2 separate regions of the Homo sapiens genome follow, and region 2 is linked to region 1. Evidence: chromatin loops called from intact Hi-C (ENCODE). Cell type or tissue: mammary epithelial cell. All regions are shown on one strand. Links, peaks and the distances in the headings refer to the core of each region. The heading gives the core; the rest is flanking DNA.

Region 1 (5,000 bases), core at 1-5,000:
ACTGGCTTCTCATTTTATAATAACTCAAGAACTCAGCTCCAGGCTCTTCAGACTGACTGACTGCTATGCTAAGTTCCAAGTTACCTCTCATTGATATACTTACTGAAATCAGAATTGGAAGCAAAGCGCCAGGTCATAGAAGGGTAAAAGTAAAATATGAAACAAGAATCTGCATATTTCCAATAAAATCTGTTGTCAGAAGTACTAGTTCTTCATCCTACCTTGCCAGTATTTGGGAGTATATGAAGAAAGGGGAGAAATGAATAATGGCTAGCCTACAGATGAGTGCCTGAGACATCAGCCTTCATTACTTTTTCTTTTTTCTCTCTAGAGCAAGGTGATGCACCTGACCTTCTTGACCCTGAACTAGAAGTAAATGAGCCAAAGGTGCTTATAATTAGCAATCAATACACAGTTAGTGTAAGTCTAGCTGGGGAAAGGGAAAATAAATCCTTAGAGAAGACAACATTTTAGTTTGTTCTTTAAGTTATTTAGCTTTCTTATTGTTCTCTTGGAGACTTCCAAGAGAAAGAGAGAGAGAGAAGAGAATCTTGAAGAATCCCAGGGGTAAGAGTTCACATTAAAGAATGATATATGTGCTGAAAAATATGTTGAGATTTCTGTATTTGAGTCCTTTCTGAAACCTGCCTGCTCTTCATGAGAACAGGGGGCTTAGGAAGATGAGTAGATGGGAGACACTCCAGCTGTTACTATAACCCTAATTCTGTCTTGCTGAAGCCTCGCTCATAGAGATAAATCACTCTCATTACCTGTCCTTGAGGAATGAAGTTTCTCCTTGTTTCAAATGAAGAAATGAAAGAGGAGTCCTGGAAATTCATCCTGGAAGCCTGCCTCTCCAACTAGACTCTGCTGTAGGTCACTCATAAGTATTAACTATTATATTAACTCTTATCCATAAATTGACATGGGAAAATCAGCATTTAGGGGATGAGAAGCTTGTGTAGTTCTGATGCGATGTGAAGAACAGGCTGGCTAATCTAAGACTGACGGGCTGAGCACTCTCAGCTCCCTACGCCGTTTGATATCATCAGCTTATTGGAAGGTACCCTTAAAGCATAGCAGAGTAGAGTTTAAAGATGCATCTACTGAGATATGGCCAAGGACCTGTGCTCTGGGAGAAGATGGTTATATTTAAAGCCATTTAGTTTTGTACAAGGTGGTTATAAAGGTGGGGAAGTTAAGTCAAGATTTTGATATTTGTTTTCTCCTATACATGTACTAACCAGGCCTAACCCTGCTTAGCTTCCGAGATCAGACAAGAGCCGGTGCGTTCAGGACGGTATGGATGTACACTTGATACTTGCTTTCTATGCCTCTCATTTACTGGATTCCTCCATTATCTATTCTGATAACCCATTGTTATGTATTGTCTTTGCTAAGGTTGAGGGAAAAGGGTAAAAAAGCACCATGACAGGAAAGTTAGAGTTGGTTGTCATGCTCAGAGTGCTATTAAGAGGTACATGTTTATAAACTGGGTAGGATTCATTTTACATTCCACACTTATAGTGTATACAGTCAATCCTGCATATACATGGGTTCCACCTCCATAGATTCAATCAATTGCAGATTGAAAATATTTTTAAAAGCTGTGCCAGTACTAAACTTGTATAGACATTTTCCCCTGTCGTTATTGCCTAAACAATACAGTAAAACAACTATTTACATAGCATTTAGATTGTATATGGTATTATAAGTAATCTAGAGATAACGAAGTATACAGGAGAATGTGCATAGGTTATATGCAAATGCCACTCCATTTGATATCAAGGACTTGTGCATCTGCAGATTTTAGTATCTGTGGGAGGTCCTGGAACCAATCCTTCATGGATACCAAAGTACAACTGTATATTGTTATCATATAAGAGCAATACTATCTCAATCTAAAACAGAACTATATATAGTTGTATTTTTAATCTATGAATCCAGATATGACAAAACATTCAGTTCTTTTGAGGCCATTTGAGGTCACTGTAGGCCACAATTTCCTGAGCATCTTACAAAAACCTTCTAGCACTTCTTTTTTAACCTAAGAATTGCTTGCCCTTCTGTTCCCTTTCTGCAGTTGATCAGATGGCTGTGAGGACTTTCTAGATCTATATCTCAGAGTTTTGTCATGTGTTTGTGGTGGAACAGGTCGGGGAGCATAACCAAGAACCTGTGTGTTTGTGGTGGCAGGGAGGGAGATTTCAGCCCTGTTCTGGGGACTGCACTGTGGAGAATAAGGAGATTATGAAACTTGGAGGTAAAACAGGACCATGGAGAGCAACAAGAAAAGCCTGGAGTGTCACTGTCAGGGGCTAGCACCATGGAGAGCTCAAAGCACAGGTATAATAGTTTGCTCCATAAAGAACAGGGGAACTGGGATCACGGGGTAAGGCAGCCAGCTCTCAAGCACAGGAACTAAAAGAACAGACATCATGGCTTCTATTAGGATCACTCTACGCTCATCACTTGCTCTATAAGGCCTCCTGAAGTGCTTTATTTGAACCTGTCTGGTTGATACACAGTCAAGAGACTGTGCTGAAAAATGAGGACCACCACCAGACTCAGTTTGTCAACATGATCTTCTGTGATTATGTTAAATACCTAGATATTAGTGGTGATGGAGGGGCTTTTAATGTGCTACAACTTACCGTGAGTAAAATTAGGCCTATCTTCTAAAGAGGGAACAGAGAGCCTGTGCCCCCTCAGAGACAGTAGGATGCAAGAAAGTCAAAATATGTATTTTCGTCAGGTAGGGTATGAGACGTATCAGACTCAGAATGTCCCAATGTATCCAAAATTGCTGTAAGTAGTTCAGACAATCACACTAGAAGAGAGGTATGGAATCATGCCTCTTAAGAAGAGTATTGTTCTCAGGATTTAGAAGTTTCTCTGTTAGTTGAGGAATTTGATGACGGCCTTAAGGCTTAGGAAAATTTTGGTAAAGAAAGAAATGATTCTTTAGTAGTTGCTGCTTCAGTGAAGAATATGTACCTTTACTTCTTAGCATCTTAGCTTCTATTGTGTAAAAATCTCAACAGATTCATGCGTTCAAGCCTCTTGAGAGCTCGACTTCTCTGTACTAGAAGGGATGGATCTTCTTGTCATATATAACAGAATTGGACTGGGTTTTTACTTGGGTAGTTATTGGAGCCCTGGGCACCAGCTGGTTCTGACCTTGTAAAAAATCATCACTACTGCTGATCCCAGAGGCAGAAACAGGTCTCTAGCCCTGGAAACTTGTTCTTCTTCATTTTATGATGACCTGAAGTATTTATACTTAATCGGAGCAAGTTCTTAGAAACAGAATCTTTTTCTGATGGCTTGCTTCTCCAGGGTCCTTTTCTGATGGTTTGTTTCTCTCTGTCTTTTGTAAGCATTTCCATGGGGATTGCTATTCTCAGAGATTAAGGGTGGACCTCTAAAACAAGACCCCATACAGGAAACAAAATGTTCTAGTACATGGGCCTATAGTCAGTGTTAAACATGAAACATTACATTCTAACATGAAAAATAAAAGAAAATATAATTACCAAAACTTTATAATAACTTTGAATTTTTCACTCAGTAGTCAGTAAGTAGCTGGTCCAATCCACAGCTTGCTTTCAACAAGAATCTGGAACCTAGATCACCATCCTTAGGTAAAATTCCATTACTGAGAATTAGATGACAAAAAAGGGATTGTTGAGCCAGTATGCAGTTCCACTGGAGTAGGAAACAACAAAGAATAAGACTAGTCACAGCCCCAGGGGTTTTCTTTCTCTGGTGATATTTTTTCCTACCAAGTGATTTAAGGAAAATAAACTTTTGATCCTGTTTTACATATTATTTGGACTGCAAGAAAGTAGTAACATCAAGAAGTACCAAAATCAAATCTAAGAATTTACAGAGCAATGGCACAACCTCTCAGTTTGTTATTTCAAAGTAACCAGAACGCCAAAGCGATGCTGTCTCTGGAATTTTATGGCTGCAGAACTATGAGTCACTCTCTCCAAGTGAATAGTGAATATCTCCAACAAGGCACTCTTGCAATTAGATTTGGACCTTCTTTCTTCTTCAGTTGGAAGAGGAAAGAGAAAGAGCCTAAGGGTAGTAAGCTGGCTCATTCTATCAGTCTAGGACAGAGGATTTTGAACTGTGTGGTAGAACCCCAGGTAGTTCCTTAAGGATTATAAGAATGTGTAAAAGCCAGTAAGACAGGGAAAAGGGATATAGGTCTTACTTCACCATTTCAACAACAGCATTCTCCTTTGATATGTTTTCCTCATTTGTTAAAAATGTCTCACATCTTTGTTTTAAAAACAAATGAGAAAACTGCTGCCCTAGAGGAAACTATTAAAACTAACAGTGCTATCCAGATCTATGGAGAAGCTTAGAATAGAATGGCATAACTGCTGGGTAGGCAGTTGACGTTACATACATTAGGACCTACATGAAACACACTGATTCTTCATGGAATTAACTAAACTCTGCTATGCAAGTGTCTCTGTGATGGTCTTAACTTTTCTGTGCCAGAAAATGCACATGTCTAAAAGGAGAGCATATCCTTCCCAAGAGTTACAGCTGCAACTAGGAGGAGAACAGGAACAGCAACAGAACAGTTACAGCTGCAACTAGGAACAGAAACTGGATGGAGTTGATCTGCCAAACAGATCTGTGGACAGCACTAGAGTGAATGCCTGCTGGACTTCTGTGGCACATTGGGCATGATGTCCTCACTGGGCATCTGGCCAGGGGGCTGTAGAATGAATGGTAGTGGACAGAGGTCATTGAGAAGAAATAGATGTTCATGTGTGGGGCAGTGCAGTACAAGGTTAAATTGCTATAACCTTATCTGAAACAAAGAGAGGCTATCCGTCTATCTATCTTTACCCTAGGCCAAGTCACAGAGTGCTGGAAATAACTTCAGAAGGAAGAGCCCAAGAAAGCTGGTCACAGTGTTGAATATTGAGCTGCTCACCAGAGAGAGGACACATTAAGTTCACAGGACTTATGTC
Region 2 (8,214 bases), core at 1,874-6,873, 370 kb before region 1:
AGTGAATTGTGTGAAGGACTGAGAAGATTTAACAGCCCTGGCACATTCTTTCAAACTGTTTACAATCTAATTTGGGAAATAAGACTGACACATGGGAGAAAACAGACAACAATGCAAGATAACATGGACTGGGCCACAGCATATGGTACAAGGATGAAGGCAGTGGTGTGTTGGTAGATGTTTAACAATCAGCTCTCCAGGAAAAAAAATAGTCCTGATACTGATTGTCCATTTCTCAGTTAACACTATTTCTCTACAGTAGATCTTAATCTACCCAGATGATACTACAGAATATGGAGCTGAGAAAGAATGTTAGCAATCTTCTCTGGTGAGCTGGTGCAAGCTGCCTCCAGCTTGGGTATAGGCTTTATGAAAGAAAGAGAAGTGAGAAGCAGGGTTGTTGTGAGATGATTTCATGAAGATGCTAGGCAATGAGCTGAGTCTTGAAATACTCCTAAGAAACAATTTTTAAACATTAAAAATAGATCTAATTTGGTGATTTAAAAATTCTGTATTTAAGCGAAGAATAAGAATATAATTTCATTTGGGGGTTTTATGTTAAGAAAGTACTGAGAGTGATGAGGATGTGCTTCCAAGCACAGAGGACTTGGAATCTGGGTGGGCAACAGGGAGTGGAGGTCAGCCCAGGCAAGAAGAAAAATATGAACACAGGCACAGCTTTGACAAGGGGTATTGGAATGTTCCTAGACCCTGGGAAGGTTGGCTTTTTTTTTTTTTTTTTTTGCAGTGGAGGAGATAGTGAAGATGGCAGATTGGCTGTGTAAGAATAGTCTGATAGTGCAGGGCCTTATCAGCCCAGCAGAGTTGTGCTTACCAGACCAGATAAGTGATATATGATTAGTATATTAGAACTTAGAGACAATCTTGTTTAAGCTTCTTATTTTGCATTTGAGGCCATGGAGACATATTTGCCCCAGACCACATGTTTTGACATTGACAGACTCCAGATCAGGTTCCAGATTTCCCAAGTCCCAGTCAATTCCAATGTTTCTTCCATCATAATAAGCCCACCTAAAGGATGGTAAGTCTAGTAGCAACAGATTCCTAGGGATAAAATCTTATTCATGCCCAAATGAATTAACTTTGATGAAGTATAATGCAGTATGATACAATATAATATTACATGACATAATATAATACAATGCAATACAATTAAAATATAACGTAACAAAGTTTACCGTTTTTTTGGTATACATTTTTGAGAGTTTTGACAAATTTATGCACCTGTATTATCACCTTCACAATCAATAACATTTTTTTTACCCCAGTAAGTTCCCTTGTGTTCTTTTTTGGCAATTCCCCAGCAATTCTGGCAACCACTTTTTTTGTCAGTATAAATTAGATTTGTATTTCTAGAGTATCATATAAATAGAATCATACAGTATTAACTCTTTTGTTTCTGACTTGATTCAACATACTGTTTTAAAGATTCAGCCATATTGCTGTTAGTATTAGAAATTTGTTCCTCTTATTGCTGAGCAGTGTTTCATTATATGGATGCATTATTTCTTGGACAATTGGGTTATTTGCAGTTTTTTGACATTCAGGAAGAAAGCTGAGAGGGCCATTTACACTTACCTGTCTCTATGTGGACACATGTTTTCATTCCTATTGTGTCAACATGTAGAAAAAATTACTGAGTCATGGAGTAAGTACATATTTAACTTTATAAAAAACTGCCAAATTGTTCTCCAACTTGATGATTCTATTTTACATTTCCACCAGCAATGTTTAAGCTTCAACTTCTTTACTTACTTGCCAAAATTCTTTGTTGTTAGGCTTTTAAATGTCAGCCATTCAAATGGGCATGCAGTGGTATCTCATTGTGGTTTTATTTTACAAGTTTTTAATGGCTAATGATGTTGAGCATTCTTTCCTGTGCTTACTGACCATTTCTATATCTTATTTTTGTGAAATGTCTCTTCAAATATTTTGTCCATGAAAAATGTCTTATTATTGAATTATAAGAATTCTTTATATATGCTAGTTACAATTTTAGACATATGTATTGTAAATATTTACTCCTACTTGCGGTTTTCCTTTTCATTTATCTTTTCTTTCTTTCTTTTCTTTTTTTCTTTTTGATATGGTCTCACTCTGTCACCCAGGCTGGAGTGCAGTGGCACAATCTTGGCTCACTGCAACCTCCACCTCCCAGGTTCAAGTGATTCTCATGCCTCAGCCTCCTGAGTAGCTGGGATTACAGGTGTGTGCCACCAGATGAGCTAATTTTTGTATTTTTAATAGAGATGAGGTTTTGCCATGTTGCCCAGGCTGGTGTCAAACTCATGGCCTCAAGTAGTTAGATTGTCTCAGCCTCCCAAAGAGCTGGGATTACAGGTATGAGCCACTGCACCTGCCCAAGCCTTTTAATTTTTCTAGCGATGTTGTTTGAAGGTTAGAAGCTTTTGATTTGTGATTTTGTTCTTTTATGGGTTACGCTTTTTTTTTTATTATACTTTAAGTTTTAGGGTACATGTGCACAGCGTGAAGGTTTGTTACGTATGTATACATGTGCCATATTGGTGTGCTGCACCCATTAACTCATTGTTTAACATTAGGTATATCTCCAAATGCTATCCCTCACCCCTACCTGCACCCCACAACAGGCTCTGGTGTATGATGTTCCCCTTTCTGTGTCCATGCGTTCTCATTGTTCAATTCCCACCTATGAGTGAGAACATGCGGTGTTTGGTTTTTTGTCCTTGCGGTAGTTTGCTGAGAATGATGGTTTCCAACTTCATCCATGTCCCTACAAAGGACATGAACACATCATTTTTTATGGCTGCATAGTACTCCATGGTGTATATGTGCCACATTTTCTTAATCCAGTCTATCATTGTTGGACATTTGGGTTGGTTCCAAGTGTTTGCTATTGTGAATAGTGCCACAATAAACATACGTGTGCATGTGTCTTTATAGCAGCATGATTTATAATTCTTTGGGTATATACTCAGTAATGGGATGGCTGAGTCAAATGATATTTCTAGTTCTGGATCCCTGAGGAATCGCCACACTGACTTCCACAATGGTTGAACTAGTTTATAGTCCCACCAACAGTGTAAAAGTGTTCCTATTTCTCCACATCCTCTCCAGCACCTGTGGTTTCCTGACTTTTTAATGATCGCCATTCTAATTGGCATGAGATGGTATCTCATTTTGGTTTTGATTTGCATTTCTCTGATGACCAATGATGATGAGCATTTTTTCATGTGTCTGTTGGTTGCATAAATGTCTTCTTTTGAGAAGTGTCTGTTCATATCCTTTGCCCACTTATTGATGGGGTTGTTTGTTTTTTTCTTGTAAATTTGTTTGAGTTCATTGTAGATTCTGGATATTAGCCCTTTGTCAGATGAGTAGATTGCAAAAATTTTCTCCCATTCTGTAGGTTGCCTGTTCACTCTGATGGTAGTTTCTTTTGCTGTGCAGAAGCTCTTTAGTTTAATTAGACCCGATTTGTCAATTTTGGCTTTTGTTGCCATTGCTTTTGGTGTTTTAAACATGAAGTCCTTGCCCATGCCTATGTCCTGAATGGTAAAGCCTAGGTTTTCTTCTAGGGTTTTTATGGTTTTAGGTCTAACATTTAAGTCTTTAATCTATCTTGAATAAATTTTGGAATAAGGTGTAAGGAAGGGATCCAGTTTCAGTTTACTACATATGGCTAGCCAGTTTTCCCAGCACCATTTATTAAATAGGGAATCCTTTCCCCATTGCTTGTTTTTCTCAGGTTTGTCAAAGATCAGGTAGTTGTAGATGTGTGGTATTATTTCTGAGGGCTCTGTTCTGTTCCATTGGTCTATGTCTCTGTTTTGGTACCAGTACCATGCTGTTTTGGTTATTGTAGCCTTGTAGTATAGTTGAAGTCAGGTAGCGTGATGCCTCCAGCTTTGTTCTTTTGGCTTAGGATTGACTTGGCGAGCTCTTTTTTTGGTTCCATATGAACTTTAAAGTAGTTTTTTCCAATTCTGTGAAGAAAGTCATTGGTAGCTTCATGGGGATGGCATTGAATCTATAAATTACCTTGGGCAGTATGGCCATTTTCATGATATTGATTCTTCCTACCCATGAGCATGGAATATTCCTCCATTTGTTTGTATCCTCTTTTATTTCGTTGAGCAGTGGTTTGTAGTTCTACTTGAAGAGGTCCTTCACATCCCTTGTAAGTTGGATTCCTATGTATTTTATTCTCTTTGAAGAAATTGTGAATGGGAGTTCACTCATGATTTGGCTCTCTGTTTGTCTGTTATTGTTGTATAAGAATGCTTGTGATTTTTGCACATGGGTTTTGTATCCTGAGACTTTGCTGAAGTTGCCTGTCAGCTTAAACATATTTTGGGCTGAGACAATGGGGTTTTCTAGATATATGATAATGTCATCTGCAAACAGGGACAATTTGACTTCCTCTTTTCCTAATTGAATACTCTTTATTTCCTTCTCCTGCTTGATTGCCTTGGCCAGAACTCCCAACACTATGTTGAATAGGAGTGGTGAGAGAGGGCATCCCTGTCTTGTGCCAGTTTTCAAAGGGAATGCTTCCAGTTTTTGCCCATTTGGTATGATATTGGCTGTGGGTTTGTCATAGATAGCTCTTATTATTTTGAGATTTGTCCCATCAATACCTTATTGAGAGTTTGTAGCATGAAGGTTGTTGAATTTTGTCAAAGGCCTTTTCTGCATTTATTGAGGTAATCATGTGGTTTTTGTCATTGGTTCTGTTTATATGCTGGATTACATTTATTGATTTTCGTATGTTGAACCAGCCTTGCATCCCAGGGATGAAGCCCACTTGATCATAGTGGATAAGCTTTTTGATGTGCTGCTGGATTCAGTTTGCCAGTATTTTTTTGAGGATTTTTGCATTGATGTTCATCAGGGATATTGGTCTAAAATTCTCTTTTTTGTGTGTGTCTCTGCCAGGCTTTGGTATCAGGATGATGCTGGCCTCATGAAATGAGTTAGGGAGGATTCCCTCTTTTTCTATTGATTGGAATAGTTTCAGAAGGAATGGTACCAGCTCCTCCTTGTGTCTCTGGTAGAATTTGGCTGTGAATCCATCTGGTCCTGGACTTTTTTTGGTTGGTAAGCTACTAATTATTGCCTCAATTTCAGAGCCTGTTATTGGTCTATTCAGAGATTCAACTTCTTCCTGGTTTAGTCTTGGGAGGGTGTATGTGTCGAGGAATATATCCATTTCTTCTAGATTTTCTAGTTTATTTGCGTAGATGTGTTTATAGTATTCTCTCATGGTAGTTTGTATTTCTGTGGGATCAGTGGTGATGTCCCCTTGATCATTTTTTATTGCGTCTATTTGATTCTGCTCTCTTTTCTTCTTTATTAGTCTTGCTAGCAGTCTATCAATTTTGTTGATCTTTTCAAAATACCAGCTCCTGGATTCGTTGATTTTTTGAAGGTTTTTTTGTGTCTCTATTTCCTTCAATTCTGGTCTGATCTTAGTTATTTCTTGCCTTCTGCTAGCTTTTGAATGTGTTTGCTCTTGCTTTTCTAGTTCTTTTAATTGTGATGTTAGGGTGTCAATTTTAAATCTTTCCTGCTTTCTCTTGTGGGCATTTAGTGCTATAAATTTCCCTCTACACACCGCTTTGAATGTGTCCCAGAGATTCTGGTATGTGTGTCTTTGTTCTCGTTGATTTCAAAGAACATCTTTATTTCCAGCTTCATTTCATTGTGTACCCAGTAGTCATTCAGGAGCAGGGTGTTCAGTTTCCATGTAGTTGAGCGGTTTTGAGTGAGTTTCTTAATCCTGAGTTCTAGTTTGATTGCACTGCGGTCTGAGAGACAGTTTGTTATAATTTCTGTTCTTTTACATTTGCTGAGGGGTGCTTTACTTCCAACTATGTGGTCAATTTTGGAATAGGTGTGGTGTGGTGCTGAAACAAATGTATATTCTGTTGATTTGGGGTGGAGAGTTCTGTAGGTGTCTATTAGGTCCACTCGGTGCAGAGCTGAGTTCAACTCCTGGGTATCCTTGTTAACTTTCTGTCTTGTTGATCTGTCTAATGTTGACAGTGGGGTGTTAAAGTCTCCCATTATTATTGTGTGGGAGTCTAAGTGTCTTTGTAGGTCACTCAGGACTTGCTTTGTCTCTTTTGATCTTTGTTAAAGTCTGTTTTATCAGAGACTAGGATTGCAACCCCTGCCTTTTTTTGTTTTCCATTTGCTTGGTAGATCTTCCTCCATACCTTTATTATGAGCCTATGTGTGTCTCTGCATGTGAGATGGGTTTCCTGAATACAGCACACTGATGGGTCTTGACTCTTTATCCAATTTGCCAGTCTGTGTCTTTTAATTGGAGCATTTAGCCCATTTACATTTAAAGTTAATATCACTATGTGTGAATTTGATCCTGTCATTATGATGTTAGCTGGCTATTTTGCTCTTTAGTTGATGCAGTTTCTTCCTAGCCTCGATGGTCTTTACAATTTGGCATGTTTTTGCAGTGGCTGGTACTGGTTGTTCCTTTCCATGTTTAGTGCTTCCTTCAGGAGCTTTTTTTGGGCGGGCCTGGTGCTGACAAAATCTCTCAGCATTTGCTTGTCTGTAAAGTATTCTATTTCTCCTTCACTTATGAAGCTTAGTTTGGCTGGATATGAAATTCTGGGTTGAAAATTCTTTTCTTTAAGAATGTTGAATATCGGCTCCCACTCCCTTCTGGCTTGTAGAGTTTCTGCTGAGAGATCAGCTGTTAGTCTGATGGACTTCCCTTTATGGGTAACCTGACCTTTCTCTCTGGCTGCCCTTAACATTTTTTCCTTCATTTCCACTTTGGTGTATCTGACTATTATTTGTCTTGGAGTTGCTCTTCTCGAGGAGTATCTTTATGGTGTTCTCTGTATTTCCTGAATTTGAATGTTGGCCTGCCTTGCTAGATTGGGGAAGTTCTCCTGGATAATATCCTGCAGAGTGTTTTCCAACTTGATTCCATTCTCCCCGTCACTTTCAGGTACACCAATCATACGTAGATTTGGTCTTTTCACATAGTCCCACATTTCTTGGAGGCTTTGTTCATTTCTTTTTATTCTTTTTTCTCTAAACTTCTCTTCTCGCTTCGTTTCATTCATTTGATCTTCCATCACTGATACCCTTTCTTCCAGTTGATCGAATCGGCTACTGAGGCTTGTGCATTCATCACGTAGTTCTAATGCCATGGTTTTCAGGTCCATCAGGTCCTTTAAGGACTTCTCTGCATTGGTTATTCTAGTTAGTCATTCATCTAATCTTTTCAAGGTTTTTAACTTCTTTGCCATTGGTTTGAACTTCCTCCTTTAGCTCGGAGAAGTTTGATCATCTGAAGCCTTCTTCTCTCAACTCGTCAAAGTCATTCTCTGTCCAGCTTTGTTCCGTTGCTGGTGAGGAGCTGTGTTCCTTTGGAGGAGGAGAGGCACTCTGCTTTTTCGAGTTTCCAGTTTTTCTGCTGTTTTTTCCCCATCTTTGTGGTTTTATCTACCTTTGGTCTTTTATGATGGTGATGTACAGATGGGGTTTTGGTGTGGGTGTCTTTTCTGTTTGTTAGTTTTTCTTCTAACAATCAGGACACTCAGCTGCAGGTCTGTTGGAGTTTTCCAGAGGTCCACTCCAGACCCTGTTTGCCTGGGTATCAGCAGTGGAGGCTGCAGAACAGCGAATATTGGTGAACAGCAAAAGTTGCTGCCTGATCGTTCCTCTGGAAGTTTTGTCTCAGAGGAGTACCCAGCCCTGTGAGGTGGCAGTTTGCCCCTACTGGGGGGTGCCTCCCAGTTAGGCTACTCAGGGGTCAGGGACCCACTTGAGGAGGCAGTCTGTCCATTCTCAGATCTCCAGCTGCATGCTGGGAGAACCACTACTCTCTCTTCAAAGCTGTCAGACAGGGACATTTAAGCCTGCAGAGGTTTCTGCTGCCTTTTGTTTGGCTATGCCCTGCCCCCAGAGGCAGAGTCTACAGAGGCAGGCAGGCCTCCTTGAGATGCGGTGGGCTCCACCAAGTTCGAGCTTCCGGGCCGCTTTGTTTATCTACTCAAGCCTCGGTAATGGTGGGCGACCCTCCCCCAGCCTCGCTGCCACCTTGCAGTTTGATCTCAGACTGCTGTGCTAGCAATGAGCAAGGCTCCGTGGGTGTAGTACCCTCTGAGCCATGCGCAGGATATAATCTCCTGGTGTGCCATTTGCTAAGACCATCGGAAAAGCGCAGTGTTAGGG

The links. A loop is a pair of places that touch in the nucleus more often than their neighbours do. Peaks named below come from ENCODE experiments on the same cell type or tissue, not always from the same donor. Only the 100,000 strongest peaks of a DNase experiment are listed, where the experiment ranks them.
Region 2: a loop joins it to region 1, with 13 times the contacts of the local background. A loop is called at or near these places in 1 of 110 quality-filtered maps.

Annotation. Positions count from the first base shown.
Region 1 is chr1:159,174,787-159,179,786 of GRCh38, reverse strand. All of the region lies in intron 1 of CADM3 (cell adhesion molecule 3), which reads right to left. It also overlaps the pseudogene RNA5SP60. Among named protein-coding and RNA genes, the nearest start is that of CADM3, 5.7 kb to the right of the region's middle. In mammary epithelial cell, for the core only: no CTCF peak of the experiment used is centred there; a DNase peak (open chromatin) is centred at 2,326; H3K27me3 peaks cover 102 bases.
Region 2 is chr1:159,538,498-159,546,711 of GRCh38, reverse strand. No RefSeq gene overlaps it. Among named protein-coding and RNA genes, the nearest start is that of OR10J5, 6.6 kb to the right of the region's middle. In mammary epithelial cell, for the core only: no CTCF peak of the experiment used is centred there; no DNase peak of the experiment used is centred there.